Linked DNA regions of Homo sapiens: region 1 is linked to region 2. Evidence: chromatin loops called from intact Hi-C (ENCODE). Cell type or tissue: B cell. All regions are shown on one strand. Each heading gives the region's core, and the rest is flanking DNA. Links, peaks and the distances in the headings are about the cores only.

The links. Hi-C counts contacts between places; a loop is a spot of excess contacts. Peaks named below come from ENCODE experiments on the same cell type or tissue, not always from the same donor. Only the 100,000 strongest peaks of a DNase experiment are listed, where the experiment ranks them.
Region 1: a loop joins it to region 2, with 2.1 times the contacts of the local background. A loop is called at or near these places in 3 of 110 quality-filtered maps.

What each region holds. Positions count from the first base shown.
Region 1 is chr3:44,552,525-44,557,896 of GRCh38, reverse strand. It overlaps ZKSCAN7 (zinc finger with KRAB and SCAN domains 7), which reads right to left and starts at 2,704. Exons shown (of 6, transcript NM_001288590.2): 1 at 2,416-2,704; 2 at 427-967. The coding sequence starts at 849. ZKSCAN7-AS1 (ZKSCAN7 ZNF cluster antisense RNA 1) reads left to right here. Exons shown (of 3, transcript NR_157564.1): 3 at 305-540. RefSeq lists an enhancer at 637-1,138 and silencers at 2,651-2,790, 2,901-2,950. In B cell, for the core only: CTCF peaks have their summits at 2,570 and 2,773; DNase peaks (open chromatin) are centred at 2,606 and 3,426; H3K4me3 peaks cover 1,577 bases; H3K27ac peaks cover 1,046 bases.
Region 2 is chr3:44,726,526-44,731,897 of GRCh38, reverse strand. ZNF501 (zinc finger protein 501) reads right to left here and starts at 2,263. Exons shown (of 3, transcript NM_001258280.2): 1 at 1,883-2,263; 2 at 338-422. LOC105377056 (a long non-coding RNA gene) reads left to right here and starts at 2,372. Exons shown (of 3, transcript XR_940788.4): 1 at 2,372-3,106. RefSeq lists an enhancer at 2,383-2,452. In B cell, for the core only: no CTCF peak of the experiment used is centred there; a DNase peak (open chromatin) is centred at 2,307; H3K4me3 peaks cover 1,440 bases; H3K27ac peaks cover 718 bases.

The DNA.
Region 1 (5,372 bases), core at 85-5,084, 170 kb after region 2:
ACCTTTCAGGGAATCAAAGAGGCAGAAAAAGAGAAAATTGACTCTGAGAAGTCCAAGGAAGTGAGCAAAGAGAATGTCTCAAATGAAGGCTCGTATTATCAGCATACCCAAAGGCCCGCCTTCCCCCGATCGCCCTATTCTAACCAGCATGCAGATCCCCCGCCTGCCAGGAGTACCATGCGAATCTCCAGGATGAAGCTAGGCTCAGAACACAGTATTTCACAGGGTGAATCACAGAGCTTAGCTGGGATGTGCACTTGTGTTTATGGCTTGGAGCACAAAACTATTTTCCCTCTATCCACAGGACAAGTTCAGCAACCCTAAAGGCAAACTGGCCTAGGGCCTGGGAAGTGGAGAATGCCTATTCCTAGGCTAACCCAAGCATTAGAGAAGCATCAGGCCGCCATTCTAGACTCAACTGCTCACCTCCTCTGATCCACTGAGGTGTCTCTGGAAATCCTCCACCACAGCCACAGCCTCCTCACCACTCTCAGGGTGATGCAGCTGCACCCAGGTCCGGAGCTCCCCAGGGAGGATGCTCAGGAACTGCTCAAGCACCAGCAGCTCCAGGATCTGCTCCTTGGTGTGCACCTCTGGCATGAGCCACCAGCGGCAGAGCTCCCGAAGCCGGCTCAATGCTTCCTGCGGCCCAGACATCTCGTGGTAACACAATTGCCTGAAGTGTAGCCGGAAGATTTCGCAGACAGGAGGATAGTTCTTCTGGAGACTGCTGCCCTGCCCCCAGGTCTGGTTTGCTGGCTCCTGCTTCACAGTCAGGCGCCCCTCTTGCTTCTGGAAAGCAGTGCTCCTGGGGATGAGGCCTAAATTTCCCCTGCCTGCAGTGGTCATTGTGACCCCAAAGAGAAGCTTGTTACAGCTGCAGTTGGTCCGATTAAAATGATGGTCAATAGTTCAGGTCTCAGGAACTGTTTTTCAGGGTTGGAGAAAGGGGTGATGGTAGTGTGGCCTACAGAAACAAGAGTGAAATCAGAGTTCTTGGAGTATTCAGCCCCAGGCTGATGACAATCCTCCACTGAGTTAAAAAACAAAGCTCCAGGAAAAAAGAACACAACCAGGCATTCTTAGTAAGCATCTCTCCAAATGATGCCCTTCTTAAAGTTTCAGTGGCTCCCATTACCTACAGGATAAAATCTAAATGTCTATGCCTTGCATTCACAGCCCTTCACAACCTGGCCTTACCCCCTTCACAACCAGCCACACCCTCTACCACTCACCCCAAGTACCCATGCTAGAAAGACAGCAATGGTCTCCAATGTGGGAAATGCAGGCTATCCCAAAGGGTGCAAGAGAAAATACTAAGTTATTTAACTCCTATTTAATGTATGTTTTATAATGTGCATTACAATTTGTATAGTAGTATTCATGTTTAAATTACAAATAAACCAATGTAGGGAGTAAGTGATCAAACCTCTTCTACTGATAGAAATGCAAAATAAAGAAAGTTTGGAGCTAAAGCTCTAGAGACACACTTAGAAGCCACACATACTCTTTCTTTGAATTTTTCTTCTTCAACTTTTGGCAAACTTGTCTGTCAAGACCATGAACAAAGGCAACTTTTTCTTGGTTTTCCTGATTGCCCCATCAGGAAGAGTGCTGGTAGCTTCCCTTTGTGTACCTCTCACTATAACCCTTTAACTGGTTTATGCACAACTCACCACTCTCACCCTCCAAACTGCTGCACGGCCACCAAAGGAAAGGAACCAAATGGAATCAGAAAATACTAGACCTTTTTTTACTCAATGCACCTCCCCTAGAAAGCCTTCCTGATCACGCTAGGCTTAGAGAGGTGGTTATTGTCTCAGTGATCCCAAACTACCTTTTTCATTCAAACCTCTAGTAGAGCACATCTCACACTGTAATCGTTTGTGGTTTACACGACTGTCTCCCCTGCTTTCTGGGAGGATACAAAGGGCAGAGCTGACTTCCAGTCATCTTTGTACACGTGTGCACATGGCACACATAATTGGGAAATGAATGAATATGATACATTTAGCTGACACTGAAGTGGAGGAAAACTTTGAACGTTTTAAAATCAGCACCTTACTGGTAACTAGGGCATCTGTGCTGTGCTTCCAGTTCACCAAGAGCCCAGATCCCTGTGTCTCAATCTCTTTAAAAAGACAAAGAAGGACTTTAAAATAATCTGTAAACTCTGCTCTAAGATCCCATATATGTAGAAAGTTCAGGCCATTCTCCTGCTTCCCATAGTGTTCCGAATGCTCAGCACTTTAAAATCTCAATTGGATTTTTGCATTTCCAAGTCACGCTCCACGTTTGCGATTCTGAGCCTGGGTCTGACCCAAATATGACAGTTCATACAGTTTCCTACTGCAAGAGCTGGGAAAACAGCGATCTACCTTTCGTGTTAAACCAGGCTTCAGCAGCGCCGCTCACCTGGCCACGTCTGCCCTGTTCATCGCTGTACCCGCAGATACCCGGCTCCGTGCCACGCACGAATGGTCAGGGGTATGAGACAAAGAAGCGGCTCTACATCGGGCGGCTTCTGAGAGTCACGGGGACCGCGCCGCCTGCCGCCGGGAAGAAGCGCGGTCCTGGCCAGCGTCGGCGACCCGAGCTCCGGCCGCGCCTCCCTCCGCGTCTCGGCCCACTCGCGGTGGCACTCGGCACCGAAGCCGGACACTCTACTGCCCGTTAGACCAAAAACAATGGCCGAGCCGGAAGCGAGAGAGGCCTCGACTTCCGCCCCCTCCGGGATCCCGGAAGTCTCGTTTGCGAAGGTGGGCGCGCGCGTCCCCGCACCCGGGAGAGCTGGCAGGGCTTACTTCTCGGCTGTGCCCGGCCACCTGCCGCGGGCGGGGTCGGGGTCTCGCGAGGGCCCAGGCCACTCACATCCCGCTCTCAGGCCATAGTCGGGGGATCCAGACGCGTCCCAGCTCTACACCTTCTCCTCCAGGTGTCCTTGGGAAAGATACCCAACCTCCAAGCCTGTTTTCTCATCTGAAAAAAATGCAGAGCATAATGCGTACCTCACAGGGCTGGGAGCACCGCATGAGGTTAACAGACACTACATAGCAAAAGGCCTGGCATATCCTGAGCAGTCAGTTATACCATGTGTGATGCCCAATCTGAAGTCTCAGTGAAGGGAGCAGCAAGCATCTCCCATCTTAAAAATGAAGAAGCATGTCTAGAAATTGTGATATTTTGGCCCATAAATGTGGTTAATATTTCGTAAGACAGCACCAGCATTCTGGTGTCCATGTAGAGGTTCCTAGGGAGACCAAGAAGCAGATAAACTGAGAAGGTGTGGGGACAGTTTGTAACCTAGTAGGCAGTTGTCTAGCCTCTGGGTGGCAGGTGGTACCCAGGTGACTTTCACTTTGAAGAATGGTTTGCATACAGAAGGAGGATATGAACTGGTCCTTGTTACAAACATGGTTGAGCAGGCCCTGTGTGTTAATGACCACGGGTGAAGGGCAAAGGGTGTGATGAAGTTAACTGTGTATCTTTATTATAGCACAGGAGATAGGTCCTTTACAGGGCCCAAAGTAAACAGTCTCCTGGACTGTCTAGGGATGGCAATATTTCAAAGGTGCCCTGGGCCTAACCCTGGCCCTGACATATGTTCCTCATATATCTGTGTGAGCCAAGATAGAAACAAAGACACCAGAAGTCCTGCTCCAGAGTTTCCACAAGCTTAAAAGTAATCTCTTGGAGCAATCTTTGTCCATTGATCCTAATGGTGGTTTCCTGTCATCAAGGTCCCCCTCTCCATTTGGAAATCTCACAAGGAGGTTTTGGCTATTTAAAACCAGGAACCCCAGCCTCTGCCTGACATTGATGCTAGACATTGCCTACTGGCAAATCAAGGCCTCAGAAGCTTAGGATTCTTGAGGTGGAAGGCAAATCAAGGCCCCAGAAGCTTAGGATTCTTGAGGAGGAAATCTCCCAAGGCCAGGCTAAATGCTCTCAGACCTGATTTTCAGGTCTCCTTGACCACGTGTTGTCCTGCAGTCCTGGCTTCCTATTATAGGAGACACAAGGATTTGGAAACCAAGATTGAGGTTTTTTATTCTTCAGAGCTGTTTCATGCACAAGTGGTTGGCTTTCATTGGCTGTAAGGACCAGGCCCATCTGAGCAGTGTGTTTAGACTTCAGAGGCACTTCTGTGACCAACACTGTGGGCCTGGCCCGATCTACCATGACTGGGTTGGGCCCCAGTGGGCAAGACACTTGATGATGCCTCGATATAGCACCTTAGGACACCTACCTTTGGGCCAAAGACAACCACAGAAGGCTTTTAGGAATTCTGTACTCCAACTCGATTTCTCTTGAAAATCATCACTCAAGCTTTGGTATGAGAGCTAACAAATAGGTAACTCAAATTCTACATGCCTGAAACGAAACTTACCATCTATCCGCAACCCTGAAGCTCCAACCCATATCCCCATCACTGTAAAAAGTATTATCATTCACCCAGGGACCCAAACTAGAACCCTGGGTGTCATCCCATGAGCTGAGTGACCATGGACAAGTTACTTAGCCTCTCTGTGCATAGCTTCCTTATTTGGAAAATGGGGATAATAATATACTTGAATTGTAGAGTTGTTGTGAGGATTGGATGAGATAAAATACATAAAGCACTTAGAATGGTGCCTGACACATTGTAAGTATTATAGGTGTTTTCTAGTATTGTGTTTACTATCCTTGTTTCCTCTCAGTTCATCCCCTGTATCCATTAATGTTAAGGCCTGCCACGTTTGCCCTATATGTATGTAATAATAAAAAAAGAGAATATCTATAGCAATTACTGTGCTGCTCTGCATCATCACTATCACTTCCCATGTTAAATCCTGCTTGGAGTGAGGGCAGCTGTGAGAAGTGTGTCCCCAGGAACTTACTGGATTTAAGACCACAAAGAGGCTGGGCACAGTGGCTCACACTTGTAATCCTAACACTTTGGGAGGCCAAGGCGGGTGGATCACTTGAAGCCAGGGGTTTGAGACCAGCCTGGGCAACATGGTGAAACCCTGTCTCTACAAAAAATTTAAAACTTAGCCGGGCTTGGTGGCACACACCTGTAGTCCCACCTACTCTGGAGGCTGAGGTGAGAGGATCACTTGAGCCCAGGAAGTTGAGGCTGCAGCGAGCAGTGTTTCTGCCACCACATTCCAGCCTGGGTGACAAGACCCTGTCAAAAACAAACAAAACAAAACAAAACAAAAACCCACAAAGAGAGGAGCACAGGTCTGGAGAGTCTCTGCCCCCAAACCGCTCAGATGTTCTGACATCATCTGTGTGGATAGTCCCTTTTCAACAGCCAGAACTCTCCTGTATACCCTGAAAAGAAGGTGGGGCCCTAGACACATGGGATGGGGGGACTTGCCATGATA
Region 2 (5,372 bases), core at 217-5,216:
TCCAACCACTACACCATTAAGGCATCATACTGAGCAGTTCAATAAGTGGTTTAAAGATGTGCTACCAGATGACTGTAGAGTCTTCAGTTCAGGTACTCTGATAAGAACTTAGTGCACTCTAGGACCTGTCCCATAACCAATTATTCCATAGCCGTTTTCACAGTGGGCCACCCTCACTGATTTGAGTAAAATGGTATCCATTTCTGTGTGGTCCTGCATTTTCTGCTGGGTCCACATTTAGTGGACATTGGTGGGTCCCACCATAGGTCTGCCATCACTTCTGATGGTAGTCTCACAACCACCACCATCCTGGGCTCTCTAGTTAGAGTTAACTTACCAAGAGACAGGTTGTTAGGAGCACAAGCAATACTGGCTTTTCTCCTGGGGGCTCTTCTCTTGAGGAAAGGCAGGAATTTGAGGCACTGAGGGAGGAAAAAGAGCCACTCATAAATTGCCAGCCTACTTCCTACACCTTCTAGATTCAGGGTAACTCAAGAACATCCCATCTCTAACCAAATGACCATTTTAAGTTCAAATGAAAGAATATCGTTATTATCCTAGAGGAGTATCTCCAGTGACAAAAATTAGTGAGTTGGCAGACTTCAGAGAGATGTGACAATGTACAAAGAGGGCAGGTCCTTCCTAGGACTAAGCATCTGGGCGTAAAAATTTCTTTATACGACATCAGGTTGGAGCCCAATGGCTCCCCTAAGTCTACTGGAAAAGCCATTGATTTCAAAAGTCAAATGCTGCAGGGCTACAATAGAGGGCAGTAGGACCAGTAATGGACTCAGTCAAGAGGTGTGGATTCTAGTCTCAGCTCTGCCACCAATTTGTTCAATGACCTAACACAGGTCACTCAGTCTCATCCATTTCTTATTTGTTAAATGAAATTGAAAAGCTAGATAATATTTAAAGCTTCTTGTAATATCAACATTCTACAAAGCTTTGATTCTATATACAGATGGGAAAAGAGCAAAAACCTCAAATCAAGCCCTTCCAGTCCATCTTTGATTGAATCTGTTTATTCATTTATTTGAAAAGTACTAAATGAGCTAGCCGTGAGGTGAATGGGTCTTGTTAAGAACGGGCTGAATCAACAGCAGGGAAACTTCCTGTCAGTTATCCTCCTACAATTAGAATTGGGGGAATTTCTCGAAAATAACAAGAGGATTGCCTTTGTGTAAGGAGTATCTGCTGTAAGATGTTAAGGACTCTTCATAAGGGAAAGGTTTCAAGAACCCTCCTAATGCAAAGAACACTGTATTCAAAGGCAGGAACCTGGTTTCCTGTCTAATACATCCCAATCCACTAGCATCTCTTAACTGACACTGAACAAACTGTTTAATTATTTTCAAACGTCTCTTTTATTTCCTCATTTGGTCAAATAAGCCAGCAATTATTTTCAAGCTTGCAGTCAACCTTTAATATTTAGCTCAAATGTGAAACTTCACACCTCTTCCTTGTGGGAAAATTTTGACTTTTCCAAGGCCCTTCCTCGTCTACATTCTCAAAGAATTTTACAAGTTTCTACTGTAGGACTTTCTAGTCTGATTACATTCTGTCTTCCACCAGCAAACTTACAAGTATGGCATGGGCTCCAGGACTAGGACTTTTGAACAAGTTACCTAACCTTTTTTTGCTCCAGTTTTTTCAACTGTTAAATGGAGACGATACCAGTAACTACTTTATAGGGTTGTCGTAATGAATAAGTGGGTTACTACATGGCAACTACTTAGAAGAATGCCAGCTGGTAAGCATTCAATAAATAGTGCCTGCTGTTAAAGTATTGAGTCTACATGTCTTCATACGGTACCTATTTTGTTGTTGTTAGAGAAGAATAAATAATGAAGGGAAGGCACTAATTCTTGCATATACTTACTTCAACCCGCACAACTTTGGGAAACGGCAAGGCAGGAAACAGTATTTACTTCTGGAAATCAGAAAACTAAAGTGCCCAGAAGTTCACTGACATGCTTAAGTATGTATAAATCGAACCCAGGTCCTCCGACTCCCAGCCTAGGGCTCTCGAACAGCCTCTCCTTTCTTCATGGCAAGTTTGCCCTAGGCCTCGGGCCTCCGCTCCACAGGCCCTCCAGGAAGAAAAACGCCCTGCTTCCCGAGGGAGGAGCTGGAATCGACCCGCGGCAGCCGGGCACAGCAGAAACCGCTCACCATGCGCTTCCCGCGGCGCTCCCCGCGGCGCTCCCCTCTCGCACCTTGCAACACTCAGGTCCCTGGGTGCTGCCCTGCGGAAAGGAGTAAGTCCCGGACGCGCCCAGCCGGCGTGACGTCAGCAGTCCGCGCCTCGGCTAATAACCACTACCGTCTCCTCTCTAGGAAGGTGGGAGCGGCTTCCGCTCGGTGGTTCCTTCCCGCACGCAGCTACGGGTTTCGGTGCTGCGCCGGTTAAGCCGGCACCAGAAACAACCTGCGACCCCACCTGGCGTGCGTCTTCCAGCACAGGGAAACGGGATGGAAGTCAGAAGGGTCGACCACAAGGAGCTCTTACTGTGCATCAGTTCATCCTGCAAGTCCGCCACATTTAGCTTCCTATGTTACTGTCCTTTGGGGATTCTCAAGGCTTTTCACAAAACTGGCTTCCACCTTCCTCACACACATCCTCATCTGGAAGAAAACTGACCTCTTCACAGAAACCCCTGACACCTTACTGACCCAGGATCTTTGTTCAGGTGGCCAAAAGAAAAAGTTCTGCAGGCCAGGCGCGGTGGCTCACTCCTGTAATCCCAGCACTTTGGGAGGCCGAGGCGGGCGGATCACCTGAGGTCAGGAGTTCAAGACCAGCCTGCCCAACATGGAGAAACCCTGTCTCTACTAAAAATACAAAAATCAGCCGGGTGTGCTGGTGGGCGCCTGTAATTCCAGCTACTCCGGAGGCTGAGGCGCGAGAATCACTTGAACCTGGGAGGGGGAGGTTGCAGTGAGCAGAGACTGAGCCACTGCACTCCAGCTTGGGTGATAGAGTGAGACTCTGTCTCAAAAACAAAACAAAACAAATCAAACACTGCTTTGGGCTCAAATCCCTGATTCTCAGTGTATGAACTTTGCAACTTTACCTCTCTGTGCCTGCTTCCTCACTTACCAGGTATAATAATGGTACCACAGGGTTGTTGTGAGGATTAAGTGAGGTTAATACGTGTGAATTACTAAGAACATCTAGTATTTTTTAAATCTTCAGTAAATGTTAGGACTATTGTCTGTGTCTCAAATCCCAGCTCCAGTACCTATTGTTCTGCCCTGACTTCACTGACCTTTCAGGGCCTCAAGGTAGCACACCCATCCCTTTCTACAAAACTTCAGATCTTGCTGGCTCTAACTCAGGAAATATTTGCACACATGGGCTCATCTTGACAGGTAAAGTCCAGAGATAAAGGCATGAGTGGAGAGTACCTTATTCACTTCCAAGCATTCCTACTGATCTGCAATCTCAGGACAATAGGGCTGTGTGCACACCATCATATCCCTAGTGTGCAGCATATAGAAGTGAACACTTGCTGTATAAATTAATGAGATGCAGCAGAGAAATTATCCATTCCAGGCCAGGCATGGTGGCTCACACCTGTAATCCCAGCACTTTGGGAGGCCATGGGGGGCGGATCACGAGGTCAGGAGTTTGAGACCAGCCTGACCAACATGGCGAAACCCCGTCTCTACTAAAGATACAAAAATTAGCCGGGCGTGGTGGTGTGCCCCTGTAATCCCAGCTACTCAGGAGGGTGAGGCAGGAGAATCACTTGAACCTGGGAGGCGGACTTGCAGTGAGCCGAGATCATGCCACTGCACTCCAGCCTGGGTGACAGAGCCAGACTCCATCTTAAAAAAAAAAAAAAATATCCATTCCAATCTTCAGATTGGCTGTTTTCCCAAAATGGAGTCCCTTTTGGACACAAATCAGGAATGCTGGTGCCACAGACTGAGGCCATCGCTATCTTTGGCTAAAAAGTGACCCTTTGTAAAATTGTCAGTTGACATGCCATGTAACAATAATGTTAAGTTTCCCTCTCCAGGTGTCACATTCTCAGCACTTCTTTGGAATCAGATAGCAAGTTCTTCCCTCCAGCCCTAACATCTCACAGGCCAGAGACCCTAGGTCTAATTATTCATTCCCCAAACATTAGGCTTCAAAGAGTCTCCAAATCAGCAGGGTGTAGTGTGTGGAGGACATTAAGTCTGGAGGGAGGCACCTGAGGTTACTAGAAACCGTAATCTGGAGTTTAATAGCAGTTTGGGCTGAGCTTCTTTCAATGAGGTGGAAAACGGATGGTAGGGATGGACACCAAAAACGTTCCAAAACACTAAAATAACCTTAGCCCTGATGTGGCCACTGGATAAATGAAACTAATGCCACATATCGTCAAGATTAGGTTTCTACCTTATGTAGAAAGTAGGGGTCAAAAGGTATCATCAACTTACTTGTCACCCTCACACTCAGGAAAGTCTGAGATTTTGAGAACAAAAAGCTTCTCAATCTTATACAAGTGAGCTCCTCACATCCTCAGGATAAGGAAAAGATTGGAGCACTAAGTGGTCAATTCTAGGCTGGATGCAGTGGCTCAGGCCTGTAAGGGAGTCCGAGTTAGGAGGATCATCTGAGGGCAGGAGTTAGAGATGAGCCTGGGTAACATAGCAAGAATCTGTCTGTACCAAAAAATAATATTAAAAAACTTTTTTTTGAGACAGACTCTCACTCTGTCACCCAGGCTGGAGTGCAGTGGCATGATCTTGGCTCACTGCAACCTCTGCCTCCTGGGTTCAAGCAATTCTCCTGCCTCAGTCTCCTTAGTAGCTGGGATTACAGGCACGCGCCACCATGCCTGGCTAATTTTCATATTTTTAGTAGAGACGGGGTTTCACCATGTTGGTCAGGCTGGTCTCAAACTCCTGACCTTGTGATCCGCCTGCCTTGGCCTCCCAAAGTGCTGGGATTACAGGCGTGAGCCACCGCACCCGGCCAGAGAATACTTTTTAAAAATTAGCCAGGCATGGTAGCTCACGCCTGTAGTCCCAACTGCTTGGGAGGCTGAGGTGAGAGAATCGCTTGAGCCTGGGAGGTCTAGGCTACAGTGAGCTAGGATCACGCTACTGCACTCCAGCCTGGGCAACAGACCGAAACCATCTCAGAAACAAAAAAAAGTAGTCAGTTCTATAAAAAATAAAGAGGCATATGGAATAGAGGTATGACCAATACAGGGAAAAGTAAATGAAATGCAAGGACACTGCAGTTTAAACCTCATCTGACACTGGTTGTGTGGTCTTGAGCAACCCCAACATCTTTTCTCTTTTGTTCTGAGGATCTGACGTGGCTCCATCTGTGTCCTTCTAAAGTCATGAATTAAATTTCAGTGCACAAT